2 separate regions of the Homo sapiens genome follow, and region 1 is linked to region 2. A link is a loop called in an ENCODE intact Hi-C map of the cell type or tissue named here. Cell type or tissue: heart left ventricle. All regions are shown on one strand. Each heading gives the region's core, and the rest is flanking DNA. Links, peaks and the distances in the headings are about the cores only. Region 1 has its middle 68 kb from the start of LINC02154. Region 2 has its middle 70 kb from the start of FAM9C.

The links. Hi-C counts contacts between places; a loop is a spot of excess contacts. Peaks named below come from ENCODE experiments on the same cell type or tissue, not always from the same donor. Only the 100,000 strongest peaks of a DNase experiment are listed, where the experiment ranks them.
Region 1: it touches region 2 in a loop (2.0-fold over the local background); 13 of 110 quality-filtered maps call a loop at or near these places.

The regions. Positions count from the first base shown.
Region 1 is chrX:13,232,477-13,237,864 of GRCh38, reverse strand. No RefSeq gene overlaps it. Among named protein-coding and RNA genes, the nearest start is that of LINC02154, 68 kb to the left of the region's middle. In heart left ventricle, for the core only: no CTCF peak of the experiment used is centred there; no DNase peak of the experiment used is centred there.
Region 2 is chrX:13,112,071-13,117,458 of GRCh38, reverse strand. No RefSeq gene overlaps it. Among named protein-coding and RNA genes, the nearest start is that of FAM9C, 70 kb to the right of the region's middle. In heart left ventricle, for the core only: no CTCF peak of the experiment used is centred there; no DNase peak of the experiment used is centred there; H3K27ac peaks cover 1,035 bases.

The DNA.
Region 1 (5,388 bases), core at 195-5,194, 120 kb before region 2:
GTTGAGGTCAGCATTGCCCTCAGAAAGTGGAGGTATTTTTTCTGCAAAGACCTCATTTTCTGGGATTCACAGCCTCACTCCATCTTTTCTCTGGGAGTGACCCTATCAGTTCATCTTCTCTCTGAAATAGTATATGCAACCAGCTGGTTTGCTGTAATGAAATAATTCCTGGGCCCCAAAGAACATGCAGCTCCACGGAGTTCCAAGTTCAAGTCTATTATTCACTTCAGTACAGAGGAGTAACAGTCAAACTGGCAGTATGTCACTTGCAGTGTGATTCCAAGGTATGCTGAGAAATGTGCTTGGCTTGGTGTGACCTGGTTTGGCTTGTCCTCCTCACTGTCACATGAAGCCAACATAGCCAGAATCCATAAGATACTTTACCCCAAGAAAGCCCTTTCTCTCTTGCAGAGATAAGGGGGCCTTATCCTATGCACTTCAGTTGATATTTTTCCAGCCAATGCCGGATTTTCCCTCTGGACTTGCTGTACTTCTAAAACCTGTTTACTTTGCAACCCCAAGCCAAAAACTTTGCAAAATCAGGCATAGTAAATAACACAAACCTGATTTTACTATGACCTCCCTCTTTTGGACATTAATCACTATTTACCTTGAATTTTCTCTTTGCTTAAATGGCTGCCCACTGTACTGTGTCAACTGGTAATTCTGCGAGATCAAAGGGAAGAGGAGAAAGCCGTCATTTTATATTTGGGTAGATTTGCAGTATGAAAACATGGCTAATCCAGCATGCTATCCTGAGGCCCAAAAACATAAGATGAGGATAAGAGAGGTAGTTTGGGGCGAGCCACTCATAGGACATTTTGTTGCCCATCTCAGGGGAGGTTCCTAGTTCATTACTCCTGGGTGTTAGGTGCCTGGCAGTTGGGAATCAGGTGTAATTAACCTTTGTTTTCTCTTTTGACTTGGTACAGTGCCTTAGACATACCTGGTAGGCACTTAATAAATGTTTATTAATAAGCTAATTTCCCTAGATCACATTTTTTTCCTGTTTTATTTTTATTTTTTTCTACTTTTGCTTTTAGAGATCACATTTTTATATCTGAATTATTACTTACCCAATTTAACACTAATATTTATATGATGCTTTGAATTGAGGTATTCACTAGCACTAAATAATATTTCATTGCCTGGATGTATCAATTTATCTATTCACCCACTGAAGGACATCTTGATTGCTACCAATTTCAGCAATTATGAATAAAGCCGTCATAAACAACTGTAAAAAATAAAATAAATTGAAGCATTTGCTAATTCTTGCTTTCCAAATTTTGCTTTGCATCTATAATGATCAACTCCTTTTCCATTTTCCACCTACAACAAGGAATATTATAATCACTTTTCACAATTCCTGCTGACAAATTCTCATAAAGGGAAAATAAAATAAAGTTGCAAGTCTAAATTTTAATTTCATGAGGAACTCAAAATTTGGAACTCCCAAATCTGATAAAGCATTTGACAGTGACAGTGAATATGGTAATAATTTTTTAAAATTATTAAGTTTTGATACATTCGAACTGTTTAATGAGAAGTTTAAAATAGTACTGGTTTTTCAGGTTTTCTGAATAGCAGGTTTTGTCTATATCATTATCACAATTAGTCCTAGATGAGTCTTATATCTGTTTCCATCCTTCCCATTCCACTGACGCTTCCCTAATCAGCCCCTCACCATATGCTGCCTGGGCTGTTACAGTAATTCCTACTCACTTCCTCCTCAAAGTCATTTCACTGCCACTATCAAGACCTCTCCTGTTTTGGCCTATTTCCAACACACATTTAAGTCATCTAGGGAGAAACTTTACTCTGACTCCATGCTGGTGATGACAGTTTGGTTTTCTACATATAGTGGGCTACAGGGAGAGTATATTGCTCTTTGTGATGCTCACATTTCTCATTATTAATGAACACACTGACATCCTCATTTTACCTATCAGTATCATTTTTGGCCAATATCAATGCACCTTTCAAAGACAGTCCCACCCATAGTGTGCCGACCATGTCAGACTTTTGATCCTGTGACTTTTGATTAGACCTTGGACCATTTTTATTTCCCTCACGTTGTAAATACCACTCTGAGATGGGGATTTGCATGCAGGAAGCCCACTGGGACTGGCACCTGTAATTAGGGTGGAGTTCAGCTGCAAGGCATTTGCAACAGAGGCCGCAGCCAATTACATGGCGAGCTCTGGAGCTGCGATGGCTCTTCAGAGTTGTCTCACCTCCAACAGGGGGCCCTACCTTTATAATCCCACATCGGCCAATCACCAGATGTGGGCTGCCCCCAGAGATGAGGCATAACTTTGAGCTGGATGGCTCCCTTGCTAAAACGGGCAATGGCTGTGAGCAGTCAGTGGCAATGGGCCACCAGCTGGGGAAATGAATGCCCATTCCTGAAGGAGTTCTCACAGATGTTCCAGAGAACCTCCGTGCACCTGGGGAAGGTCTCTCTGGTATTGATTGTTTGCATCACTCATTTGTATCACTCTGTGCTTGCTATTTTTTTTTTTTTTTTTTTTTTGGAGACAGAGTCTTGCTCTGTTGTCCAGGCTGGAGTGGAGTGGTGCGATCTCGGCTAACTGCAAGCTCCACCTCCCAGGCTCAAGTGATTCTCCTGCCTCAGCCTCCTGAGTAGCTGTGATTACAGGTGCCCACCACCATACCTGGCTAATTTTTGTATTTTTAGTAGAGACAAGGGTTTTGCCATGTTGGCCAGGCTGGTCTTGAACTCCTGGCATCAAGTGATCCACCCGCTTCAGCCTCCCAAAGTGCCAGAATTACAGCCGTGAGCCACCGCGCCTGGCTTTCTTTGAACTTTAGAATACACTACAAGGCTAGGATCTATGTCTCTTTATCTTTGAATCCATACCTAGCACAGTATCTGGTATGAGGAAGAGCTATACATTTTTATTGAATACAGTTTTAAAGTTCGGTTAAATTTTATGTTTTTACTATTTTAGATGCAGGCTTTATTTCCTTATTTACTTTCTCTTAGTCACCAAAACATGTTTATATTTCATTTCTAAGCCATAAAATTTGAAACACTCACAGCTTGTATGTTATGTCAGGAAATTTGTCTACAGCCACACCTTTAATCTTGATTAGTTTTTATCACTTGTTTTACATCTAAAACAGTGATGTCCAATATAATTCTTGGCTATGATTAAAATGTTCTAATATACGCAGTCTAGTGTGGACCTTGATCTGCTCTAATTTGGCATCATGGTTGGGTGCTCTGATACCAAGAACGTAGTCCCTGGTTTAGTAGGCTGAGCAGGAATGCAGAACCTGTTTGATCAGGAGCTGTGATGGATGTGACTCCTAGTGAGGAAAGTCAGATGCTAGTTTTCTAGCCATAGGGCAATTTTCCCTGACTACACTACACATCCATTCCAGAAATCCACTGCAAGTCAGCAGTTTCCTCAACAGTAGATGGATTGGGAATTGCTTTGGCCTAGTTCAGTTCCCTATGGCCTCAAGTGTGGGATATTTATTTAATGAGACCACTGAATAACTGGGGTTTGCTTCTGGTATTTGAGTTGAAGCAAAATAAATTAGATGGCATTCACCCGTTGATATGGTTTGGCTCTGTGTCCCCACCCAAATCTCATCTCGAATTGTAATCCCCATATGTCGAGGGAGGGAGGTGATTGGATCATGGGGGCAGTTTTCCTCATGTTGTTTTTGTGATAGTGAGTGAGTTCTCAGGAGATCTGATGGTTTTATAAGGGGTTCTTACCCCTTCGCTCTCTCTTTTCCTTCCTGCCACTTTGTGAAGAAGCTGCTTGCTTCCCCTTCGCCTTCCATCATGATTGTGAGTTTCCTAAGGCCTCCCCAGCCATGTGAAACTGTGAGTCAATTAAACCTCTTTCCTTTATATTACCCAGTCTTGGGTAGTATATAGCAATATGAAAATAGAATGATACACCTGTCCATCCTATCTTACTTTCTGGCTCAAGGACATTTTAATTCGTTTAATCTTTATTTTTGTTTCCATTTCCAAAGGTCATAAATTTAATCCTAGAACTTTGCAGTTATTAAAAGAAAATCTTTTTTTCTCTCAAGATATATTCTAACAAGATTGTCCAGTTGATTGGAATAGTCTTTTCATTTAACAAATCAAAATAAGAAAAGGATGTAATCAGTGAGTTATCTTCAATATTGAAAAAAAACAGGTTTAAAACTCGAAATCTTTGAGCTTTACAAATTCTTAAAATTATATCCTAGTATCAGCAATGAGTATGTAATATTAATATTAAAAAACCTAAGTTTTATCTAAGAAATGTTTGCAAAAATTCACACTAGATCAGCAATTTATTCAACATCAGGATTTTCTGTGTTCTATTTCCATTTGTTATATTTCCAGTTATATAATCTTTTCCTAGAGAAAGAGGAATAATGTGAATTAAATGTGTCAGATAAATGGTTATGAATCTTTCTCTTGATATAAACACTTCACACAAATTATTTTCAGGACATCCTTGGTAGTTGCCTAATTAGGTTATTGAATGATTTTTTTAAAAATCAGTATTAGTGTTCCACATTTAATTATAATCTACAGCTTTCTCCCCATTATTTGAATCCCAGCAATTCCAATAATGAGAACACTGTGTCTCATCCGTGTGCCAAACCCATCCGGTAGTAGCTGCTATAAAAAGAGGAAGGGAGGAGCAAACAGTCCCCAAGTCAAGAAGCCCCTGACTTTGTCATATAAATTAAACAGAGTGGCATGCAAATTTTGACATTTGTCTATCCCTATCGAAGCAAAAATCACACCTCATTTGAAATCCCTGCACATTGTCTCACCATAATTTGGAATCTGAAGGCTACTTCTGATTATATCAGGGAGCGAGGGTTGCAGATTAGCCCCATAGAAGACCACCAAGTACAATCCCTCTCCATCTTCTTTCTTTGAAAGAAAGTCTAATTGTTTGAAATGTATTAAATCCATTTCAAGGTGAATTGCTATTGCAGTCACAGAAGCTAGTAAATCTCAAAGTGGGAGAATATATACTTATGATTTTTAAAACTCAAATAAATGTTTCATGTTGGACTGCTACATGAAATCATGAAAAATGAACTTGGAAAAAATATGAAAAATGTATGCTTCATGCTTCTAGTACATTTCAACACCAGATTTTAGTGTGATATACAGTGATGGTTACCATAACAACACAGTCATCCAGGGCCTCAATTATGCATATAAGAAAACTGTCAGTGAAGTAGAACAGCCTCTGGTTGGAAATAACTGTCTTTCTCATAGTCACCTAGTATTTCACCTTTACATCAATTTTCTAGATTTGGGCTCTGAAAATTGCTGATCATCTATCTAAACTGTAGATTCTGAGCCATTTCTCTTGATCATCCTGGAAT
Region 2 (5,388 bases), core at 160-5,159:
GGCATCATGGAACCTGCCGACATGTGATGTCTCCCCCGGACAACCAGCTTTAAAATTTCTCTCTTTTGTACTCTTTCCCTTTATTTCTCGGACTGGCCGAGAAATACTTAGGGAAAATAGAAAAGGACCCACGTTGAATTATCGGGGGTGGGTTCCCCCGATAACAGGTGAGTTACATCCTTTTGTTTCACCCCCTCCCTTTCAGATTATGCACGGGGCCCCAACTCCTCAATGAGGGAGGGATCTATCTGGGGCTGTACCTTTAGCCACACAATGTTCTGGGGCAAATTTTGAACTCATAGGTTTTCTTTAAAGGCTTTATTTGCTTCCTGATCCTGAACACATCCTTGGAAAAAGGAAAGGCCACAAAAAATATATACTCCTACCGCCTTTCAGATGAACTACCAGAAATCAGCAATTAGACCCTTAAACAAGGAGATTAAAGGTTTTCACAGTAACAGGTCAAACTGAATAGAATATGTTTCCTAAGGATGGGGATCTCAGCCTCATTTGTTTAAGTTTGTATCTTCAGCACCTTGAACATGACTGGCGTATAGTTGTGCTCAAACAATATCTGTTGAGTGACTAACTGAATGAAGGAATAAATGACCAATGAATATATTTAAGATTCATTTGTTTGGTAAGAACTGATTGTGCTACTAATATGTGGCAGGAACTGAGATAAGCAATGTGGACCTTAGACAAATGGAACAGTATGTTCACTTGCCCCTGACGAGCTTCTAATTGAGTAGGGAAGACAAGACACATACACAAATTGCTTTAGTCAAAGGGAGACCTTGGAGATCACATGATATAAGCCTAGACAAGAAATAATGGTAGAGCACAGCAGAGCAGATGGGGAAGAGGGCTCTTAAGTCAGATCGGAAATCTGTGGAGTATGACCGGGCGTGGAATTCACACCTATAATCCCAGCACTTTGGGAGGCTGAGGTCAGTGGATCACTTGAGTCCAGGAGCTTGAGACCAGCCTGGGCAACATGGTGAAACCCTGTATCTACAAAAAATAAAAAAAAATTTAGCCAGGCATAGTGATGTGTGCCTGTAGTCCCAGTTACTAGGGAGGCTGACGTGGGAGGATTGCTTGAGCCCATGAGGTCGAGGCTGTAGTTAGCTGTGATAGTGCCACTGCACTCCAGCTTGGGGAACAGAGAGACCCTGTCTCAAAAAAAAAAAAAAAAAAAAAAAAAAAAAAGAAGAAGAAGAGGGAAAAAAAAGAAATATATGAAGTAATTGGAATTCCTCTTGCTAGATAGGGATTTTCTTTAGGTTATAAACAAAAAATAACAATCCCTTTGAAGCCATATTTTCCGAAGTCATTATCGTTTGTATAAATGGTATACCCTTTGATGGATTCTTCAACAGATATTAATATTTTAACTATTGTTTTCCACATTGGTGCTTCAAAAATAAGCTATTCTTTTGCCCACTAAATACCATTTCCCAAAGCAAAAGCAAACAGACAAATTCATAACAAGGTGAAAATGTCTGTAGCAAATCTAGTCTTCCATCCAAAGAGAAGTGGCAGCTTTTATGAAATCATAACCTTCTCCCTTTTCTTGAAGAAAGGAAATTGCTCTGGGTCAGCAGGTGAAGAAATGGATACTCTCCCTTCTTAACTTACAGAGTTAACCAGCAATGTACAATTCAAAAAAGGGAGGCACTGACTGCTGACAATGGTCAATATAAGCCTGTGTAGTCCCGTAGGCCTCTGGGAATAATTAGCTCAACAGTGGACTGTGAAACACACACTGCTTCCTTCCTGGTGAGTTCTGCTCTGAGCTCCAATTGCAGCCCAGTTGTCACCTATGGAGGAGGACTGGGGACATGTTATCAGGAAACTACCAGTAAGTAAAGAGGCAGAACTCTTAGGAGCAGGGTGTGATGTAAGGACTTTTTGGCAGGTGACCCTGTCCCTGCTATTTCTACCTCAAGTCTTTTTCTGTTGTCGTTTTTAACTGAGCCCATGAGCTGTAAAGGGTAATCAGGGATATGGACAGATGTTATAGAAGCTTGTAAGAAACTCTTTATCTTTTTTTCCCTCATTTGGTAATACTTTTGGGCTTGTCTGAGAGGCAGCTGAGTTTTCTCTCAATCAGATTGTCAAAGCCAAAATAAAGTATAGAGATGAATCTCTAAATTTAACATTTTATTTTGGGAAGCAGGGATTGCAGTTTGGGGCATACACACAGACTGGGTGGTCTTCGGTATGTCTGAAGAACAAAGAGAAGGTTGTGAGTTTTATTAGAAAAAGAGATGCTAATGTTACATTATCATTTTGAAAGAAAGCTTATTGGCACTAGAGAAGCTTTTGGGAGCTGGCAAGCTCTGATTGGTGAGTGGATGTCTGGGTGTTTGTCTCCTCCAAATCTTGTGTTGAATTGTGATCCCCAATGTTAGAGGTGGGGTCTGGTGGGAGGTATTTGGGTCATAGGGGGCAGATCCCTCATAAATGGCTTGGTGTCATCCCCTTGGTGATGAGCAAGTTTTCACTCAGTTAGTTCCAGCAACATCTGGTTGTTAGAGAGACTATGCCCTCCTTCTCTCTCTCTCTCTTGCCATGTGACATGTCTGTTCCCTCTTTGTCTTCTGCCATGAGTAAAAGCTTCCTGAGGCCTCACCAGAAGCCAAGCAGATGCTGGTGCCATGCTTGTACAGCCTGCAAAACCATGAGCCCAATAAACTTTTCTTTATAAATTACTCGGCCTCAGGTATTCCTTTTTAGCAACACGAAATGGACGAATACAGTGAGTGACTGTGGTAGGTAAAACCAGGCTTGGAGTCACAGCAGGTTGCTTCAGCAGCTGCTAGGTAAAACTGCTCTTCAGGTTTCAGCTGGCTGTTTCAGCAGCTGGGCTTGTAGAAAATTCAATTCTTGGAGCAGGGGCTATGTTCCCCAAGTTCTTTTTCCCCCTGGCCCTTGATGCTGATTTAGTTGGGCATGACAAGAATGACCCAATTTGTATAATCAGCTTTCACAAGATATCGCCTCTTACACGTGGCTGCAAACTGGCCATGTGGAGCACTTGCCCAGCCAGTTCTCACCATGTCATATGGATATTTTTCTAAATAGATTTTATTTTATTTTTGAGATGGAGTCTTACTCTGTTGCCCAGGCCAGAGTGCAGTGGCACAATCTTGGCTCACTGCAACTTCTGCCTCCTGAGTTCAAGCAATTCTCCTGCCTCAGTCTCTTGAGTGGCTGGGATTACAGGCGCCCATGACCAGGCCCAACTGATTTTTGTATTTTCAGTAGAGATGGGGTTTCACTATGTTGGCCAGGCTGGTTTCGAACTCCTGACCTCAGGTGACCTGCCCACCTTGGCCTCTCAAAGTGCTGGGATTACAGGCGTGACTCAACCACATCTGGCCCTTAATTCCTTGTTCTATGATTATAGCAGCATAGGTCTATTATAAACATTTTAGAAAACACAGGCAAGCATAAAGGAAAAAATATAAATCAGCTACAAATTAAAAGCCCAGTATAAACTCTGCTAACATTTAGTGTCCTTTCTTCCAATCTCATTCCCCAGTGTGTGTGTTTTTTGTTTTGTTTTGTTTTTAGTAAATACAGGTGTCTTGCTATGTTGCCCAGGCTGCCACAGTGGTCTTGAATTCCTGGGCTTAAGCAATTTACCTCAGCCTCCCAAAGTGCTGGGATTACAGGCGGGAGTCACCACACCTGGCCTATGTGTGTTTTTTAAACAATTGAGACCATTTTGTATATGTTGCTTCTTATCCTTTTCTTTCCTCATTTGGTAATACTATATTGCTGTTTAAGAACTGTTTGAGGAGTCTGATGACATATGTAGAAAGGGAATAGGAGATTAACCACGAGGACAAGCTGGTATTGGTGACTGGAAGTCAGGAGTGACCATTGCCTGGCATCTCAGAGCCCCCAGGAGTGCCCACACCTCAGGGCACACAAATGAATGGATTTATATCAGAGAAGTTTCAGCCACACTCACCAACCAACCCCCAGGTCCTCTTTCACTGGCATCCTAATCCAGGTTGCTTCATAGAAGTCAGCTCACAGCCACACATTTCCCCCTTAAACTTTTTTTGAACTTGAACTTCCAGTATAATTAGAGTCAAACCATCCCAGCAGCATAAGAGGAATGCTTGGAAGAATGGATAAAGATCCACTTGGCATATTTATAATTTTTCAAACCTTCCACAAGGATGGTGGCAGACATTTTCTTAAGTGGTAGAGATGTCAGAAATTTTATTTTTAAAACGCCTTAACTCTGACTGGGCGCAATGACTCATGCCTATAATCCCAGCATTTCGGGATTCCAAGGTGGGCTGATCACCTGAGGTCAGGAGTTCGAGACCAGCCTGGTTAACGTGGTGAAACCCCGTCTCTACTAAAAATACAAAAATTAGCCAGGTGTGGCGGGCGCCTGTAATCCCAGCTACTCAGGAGGCTGAGGCAGGAGAATCACTTGAACCCGGGAGGCAGAGGTTGTAGTGAGCCGAGATCACGCCACTGCACTCCAGCCTGGACGACAAAGCAAGACTCCATCTCAAAAAAAAAAAGAAAATAAAAAAAAGCCTTAACTCACTGTTCTCATTTTGTTCCCATTTTATAGTTTATAATTAATGGAAAGTATGAGGTATCAACCAAATCTGCTCAAACATAGCCATGCATAAGCAAATCCTTTTTATGTTTAATAACTGAAAATGATTCATCAAATTTTATTAGATGGTGCAAATGCTTAGGTCACTTAGAGCTTCAAATGGCTCCAAAATTTTCTCCCACTCTTCCCCCACCAACTTTTTTTTGCCAGTTGTATATTTAGTAAGCATGCCATACTGAGTGTGGATTGGAGACACTTTTTCCTGTAAGATTTTTGCCCTGTATAACGGAACAATTACAAGGGAGATGATTTGATATATAATAATTTATTATGATAAAATATTTTGCCCAAGGATTAATTTTTTGGGGAGCAGTGGGCATGGAACAAAGCTGCAAGGACATGAAAAGGATCATCTGTTCACTTTTTTAAGAAATAAAACTAACACAGTTGAGCACCTACCATTTCCAATTTCAACTCCTTTAATCTTCACAGAGCTATAAGATAGATCTCATTATTACACCCAATTTAAAGATGGTAAAACTGAGGTATGAAGAGGTTAAATAATTTAGCCACAGTAGAAAGAGGCAGAGTTAGGATTCAAGACCAAGTTGTCCAGTTCTATAAACTCTGCCTCTAACCACTATTCTTACTTGCTTACAGATGCTTCAGCTATAAAAGGTCTTCAAAGGGTCTCTGTCTGCTTTGCTCATCCAGCAACCACTCAAGAAATACTTATGAAGCACTTATTGTGTGCCAGGCATTATACCTGACCCTGGGACCCTGGGAACATA